Regions from separate parts of the Mus musculus genome. Here region 1 is linked to region 2. The links are chromatin loops, found by intact Hi-C in ENCODE. Cell type or tissue: heart. All regions are shown on one strand. Links, peaks and the distances in the headings refer to the core of each region. The heading gives the core; the rest is flanking DNA.

Region 1 (2,833 bases), core at 305-2,804, 230 kb after region 2:
TTTCAAAGACACCTTATACCCCTTCTTGATAGCTCGTTGAGACAGGACATTGTGACAATGCCTCCTTCCTTCTAAGCAGCATATATAATTACAACTGTAAACTTGGATAAGGGCTGTGGAACTCATTTAATATGACTGTGCCTTCAAATTTTTTGATATTTTACTAACAATAGATGTAAAACTTACATGCATTTTCCCACAGAGGCATTTTTAAAAAGTATTTTTAAATTAATCTTCAGACCCTTTTCTTTAAGTTGACGGTAAGAGGCTGTTTACTGACAATTTCTAGTGTAAGCTAGAGAGCTAGCTAGGTGGTACAGTGTTTGCATTACATGTGGTCAAGAGGCTGAGGATATGTATTAATGGATAAAGCACTTGCTATATAACCATGAACTCCAGCACACAAATAAAAAAACCAGGTATGGTGGCATCTGCCTGGAATCCTTAAGCTGGAAAGGGACACAAGGGAATCCTGAGGGCAGCTAGGCTAGCGAATTAGTGACTCCAAGCTCAGTGAGAAAGGATAAAGGAGGAAGCAAGAGAAGAAGATACTGACAACAGCCTCTGGCAACCACCTATACACATACAGAGGCTGCGCACACCTCATATGCACACAGAAGCATACACCAGCACCCCGACACACACACACACACACACACACACACACTCACACACACACACACACACACACACACACACACACAAAGGCCTGGGTTCAATTCCCAGTACTACAGAAATAAAAACAAACTAATGTAATATCAAATTAATGTTACCTATCTTTCTTTACATGTCCATTTTAAATTATTTGAAAAGGCTATGTTAAGATCATTCTACAACCCAACTAGCACCTGAAAGAGTCAGATGCAATATTTGCACCTAGCCAATGGACAGAAGCAGCTGACCCCCCTGTTGTTGAATTAGGGAAGGCTGAAAGAAACTGAGGAGAAGGGCGATCCTATAGGAGGACCAGCAGTCTTAATTAATCTGGACCCACGAGATCTCCCAAACACTGGAGCACCAAACAGACAGCATACGCCAGCTGATACGAGGCCCCCAACTCACATACAGTAGAGGACTTCTGGGTCTGTGTTCATTCAGAGATGATGCACTTAACCCTCAAGAGTCTGGAGGCCCCAGGGAGTTTAGAGGTCAGATGGGATGGGAGGTGGGGACATCCATGTGGAGATGGGGTGTGGTGGGGAGGAGGTGTGAGCTGTGAAGCAGTTGGAGGGTGGGAGGGGAGGGGCAGGGAATGGAATATGGAATGTAAAAAATGAATTACAAATAAAATTAAATTTAAAAAAGATCATTCTACAAAAGAACTAAAGGAAATGTTAAATTGTTTTAATTCTTAATATTAAAATTTACTACATGAGCAAGTGTCTACTACTTACTTTCACTAGTCAAGAAATGATCATTTCTTTAACAGTTTAAAAATAATAATCTATTTTTAAATTTTTAAATAAAATTATAATAATAAATACAATTTAAGTTTTTATTGCATTGTTTTTATTAAAGGCAATCAACAAGGAGGCTGGAGAGAGGCCTCAGTTAAGTGCACACACTGCTCTTGCTAAGGATGTGAGTTTGGTTCCCAAAATATACCAGGTAGCACCCAAAAGCCTGTAACTCAGCTCCAGGCATCTGGCCCTCTTCTGGCTTCTGAGGGCACTGCTTCAATAAGTTAATGACACTCATTCTACCAAGAAACCCAGTGTTCCGTATTTGTGAGCTTAATGGTCCCAATTCATAGAGATTTTAATAGCTACAAACTAGTAAGCTAAGTTAATAAAAACAAATGTGGTAATGCACATTTAAAATCCCAGCACTTAGGAAAGAGAGGCGGAGAGCTGTGATTTCAGGGTCATCCTCGGGGTCATCCTCAGCTATGTGAGATCCAGTTTCAAGTACAGGAACAAATAAACAAACAAACAAACAAAACCCTCCAACTCATCAACCAACCAAAACAAAAAATACTGGCGGCCGGAGCACATACTGCTCTTCCAGAGGACATGAGTTCAATTCGCAGCATCTACAGCAGAGGCTGGTAACTTCTAGTAACTCCAGTTTCAGAGGATCTACTGTCCTCTATGGGTATTCACATGTGTGGCACATGCTCACAGAGACATACACATTAAATAAAAACTAACAAATCTTAAAAAGTATTTTTGATATCCATCTTCAAAATACTCTCTCTCCGGTGAACACCAATCACACAGCATCAAAGCAAAGCGGGACTCACACTGCAGCGGTCTCCTTATTACCAACCATGGTATAAACCTTTAGTTTCTGCTCAACTTCCCACTGCCCTGGCTTACTCCATGTCACATGTAGTAAATACAAACACAACACACGATGCACTAGACATTTTAAAAAGCCTGCCAAACAATCGTTGCTCACATATTCTACAAGATTGTTAGATATATGCCACCTCTGGGCCTGACCCAGTTCGGTTGTAGAAAGCTCAAGAGTGCTGATAGAGGGCATCAAGAGTAACTCTCCAGCCACAGGAGTCCACTCTCCCCTCAGGAACACACACTGCTGTACAGAACTCCCCCTTTCCTTGTGGAGTGCTAAAGAGAACCTGGACTCAGATCACAACCTTATATAACCTAGGATAAGCATGATTCAACCTTCACTACTCAGTTTTTTCATCTTTAAAATGGAATATCTGGTAGTACACTGTGGGGAAGCTTTACTGACAATCATCTAGGAAAGGCCTCTATAATGGCAGACTCAACCTGAGCTTGAGAAAACACAAAGACACTCGCTGGTAACTGTTTAAGATTTGCAGTGATTTTACATTTGATCTTGGCCAAATGCTGAGACGAGA
Region 2 (2,833 bases), core at 252-2,751:
AAATAACCTGCAAGATTTATTGGAAAAGGTTACTATTAGTTAACAAAAGTGAAACCCACTATGAACGTATCAATAATGAACTTTTAAGAATCAAATAAAGAATAACTAAAACATGTTAAGAACTGAGAAAATGATAAGCAAACAACAGTTATATATAATTTTAATATTTCTCCTAAATACACAATGGTTGAAGTAGTCATAAACAATGTATATCTGAGTTATATATATATATCACCTTATACCCCACAGAGAGTGCACCTTGTTTCTCCATGCTTGAGAAACATTTTAAATGCTGCTTAAAATGTACCAAAAGAAAAATTCACTCTTGAAAAATAATCACACATGCTTTATTCTTTTATCAATATTTTAAACCAACGTACTTCACAATTTTAAAATAACCTAAATAATTTTAAAGTTTTTATTTTGTTGTACATATATGCATTTATTTTTTTTTTTTATGTATGGGCATGTACACAGAGAGGCCAGAAGTCAACGTGGAATGCTGTTCTCCTGTAACTCTTGACCTTATTTATTGAGACAGTCCTTCATGCAGCCCGGACTGACTGGCCAGGCAGCACTGGCGCTCTACCTTGTTCCAGTGCTCCAGGTGCAAATGCATGTCATCAAGACCAGCTTTGATACAGGCGCTTAGAATCCCAACTTAAGTCTTCACATTTGTTCTCAAGCACTTTAGCAACCAAGCCATAGCCCCTGCTCCCTAACTAAGTCAAGGAAATTCCAGAAATTACAGGTCCATTATAAACTGTATCTGTGTAGATATATATAATGGCATTTAGTCAGTTATACTAGGAAGCAAAAAGTAAACTTACACAGAGAGAGAGGGGGGAAGAGAAGAGAGAAATAGAGGGACTGGAAAACCAAATTATTAGAAAAACTAGAAAGAAACAGATTGATTTATTCAATTAGAGAGTTAGAAAATAACAATTCAAAACAAGTTATAGGGCCTATAAAACAAATATATACATATTTAAACTCTAATTAAATATTTGAAGGGAAAAAAAATCTAAAACATAAAATTGACATTGATAAAAGGACTTTATTCACCTATGGCGGAGACTAATATAAAAAATTCTACACTCAGTGTATAAAATTTTTAAAATTAATAAAGTTGATAATTAAGGAACGTACATGCTAATACAAGAAAATGTGACAATTCATGATTAATTTTAGTTTTTGTTCCAGAGCTCATGATATCTTCCTAATATCATTCAACAATAAAAGCCATGGCATAATGAGCAAAACTGATGAGAAGGAAGAAACTCAACGCAGGCTAAGGCAGAGAACTAGTAAGATATGGAGATGGGGGCCATTTCTCAGAAATTATGCATGATGGAAAGCTATCACTAGAGGGCAGCATTGCAAAGATTATTTTTTAAAAGATGCTTAAGGAGGAGGTACCACAAAAGTACAACACCCTCCACTGTTTACATTCATTTCTTTAGGTAATAAAATATGTTCCCGTGGCTGAACAATTTGGGGCATGTTTATAACACGATTCATAATTAGGCAAGAAAAATCAATCCCACGTTTCTCCTTTTTAAACTAAAATGTATAGGTTAATACTTGTTTGAAGTTTCACAAAACAGACTAGATTGAAAATCTAAGTACATTAATATAAAATACTGTTTCCTAAACTAGCTTTGGTATACAGAACATTTGATATTTGAAAATGAACACACCTGTCTTTGTATTTTTATGATATTGAAATATATATATATATATATCAGTAACAAAATTGTATCCTACAAAAGACTATTCTCAAACACGTGCCTATACATTGTTCAGTCAGAACACTGAGCACTGAGAAACACCTCTAATGACTGAGAAAGGCAAGAATGACTTCTGGCATGGAATGTCAGTGCTTGAATTGTCACAGCTCAGTTTTCTGGCTTCTTTGAAACTAGTTTTGACAAACATACCAGAGCCACATTTGAAGGACTATTCATAATCGTCTAGTTGACATCCAAGGAAGGTAAATATTCTTTGGTCAAACACCAATTTATTGACCCAAGACACTGATTGATTTATTTTGTCATCTTCAGTTCGTTATGGTCCCTGTCAACAGCCATTCTCAAAGCTGAGTGTTCCCTGTATTCTATTTTTGTCTTATATAGATTTTTTTTCTATAAATAAATTCCCACCCAACTTCACAGAGGGCTCTCCATATCTCAATCTCTACACAACTTCTTATACCTGCTCATTATCTAGCTCTACATCTTTATTCTATGAATACCTCAATATAGTATGGCCAAACTTAACTCTTCCTCAAAACTGTATGATCACTCCTAGTAGGTAATGCCCAGTCTATCTGACATTAATGCTAGCTTATTTTTTTCTTTATGGTACTAGAGCAACTGCCTCAGTTTGACCAGTTTCTGGTAAGACACAGATATGCAAATTTTCAAGTGTGACTTTCTTGGGGTGAGAGAAACATGCTTCTTGTTCTTTTTCTACAGAACCAGCCTCCCTCCAAGTGTCAGAACATTACCCTATCCCTTGTTCATCTCATCCTCTGAATCTCTTAAGAAAACTGAGGCTGATTCTGTATTTGGGCTGGTGCTAAGTCTTAAATTTAGTCCTTCCAATTCTTCCCCTAATCTTAATAGTAATGATCCCTTTCAAATGCAAAATACAAAACAAAAACCACTTTGGGAGATCCCTTGTTATCTCTAAGATAAGATACCCAAGGCCAAGAGGATTTCCTGTAACTAAACCACCCATGCTTTTTTTGCAGACTTATCTTCCAGCATGCAGTCTTCTATGAGCTGTTACTGTAACAACATGCACTTGGCAGGCAATACCCTCTGCAGCA

What was found. Hi-C counts contacts between places; a loop is a spot of excess contacts. Peaks named below come from ENCODE experiments on the same cell type or tissue, not always from the same donor. Only the 100,000 strongest peaks of a DNase experiment are listed, where the experiment ranks them.
Region 1: a loop joins it to region 2, with 8 times the contacts of the local background. A loop is called at or near these places in 21 of 42 quality-filtered maps.

The regions. Positions count from the first base shown.
Region 1 is chr2:140,199,735-140,202,567 of GRCm38, reverse strand. All of the region lies in intron 8 of Ndufaf5 (NADH:ubiquinone oxidoreductase complex assembly factor 5), which reads right to left. Among named protein-coding and RNA genes, the nearest start is that of Ndufaf5, 31 kb to the right of the region's middle. In heart, for the core only: a CTCF peak has its summit at 1,653 (motif pointing left); no DNase peak of the experiment used is centred there; H3K27ac peaks cover 352 bases.
Region 2 is chr2:140,425,999-140,428,831 of GRCm38, reverse strand. The region is part of intron 2 of Macrod2 (mono-ADP ribosylhydrolase 2); the gene reads right to left. Among named protein-coding and RNA genes, the nearest start is that of Gm23846, 13 kb to the left of the region's middle. In heart, for the core only: a CTCF peak has its summit at 1,363 (motif pointing right); no DNase peak of the experiment used is centred there.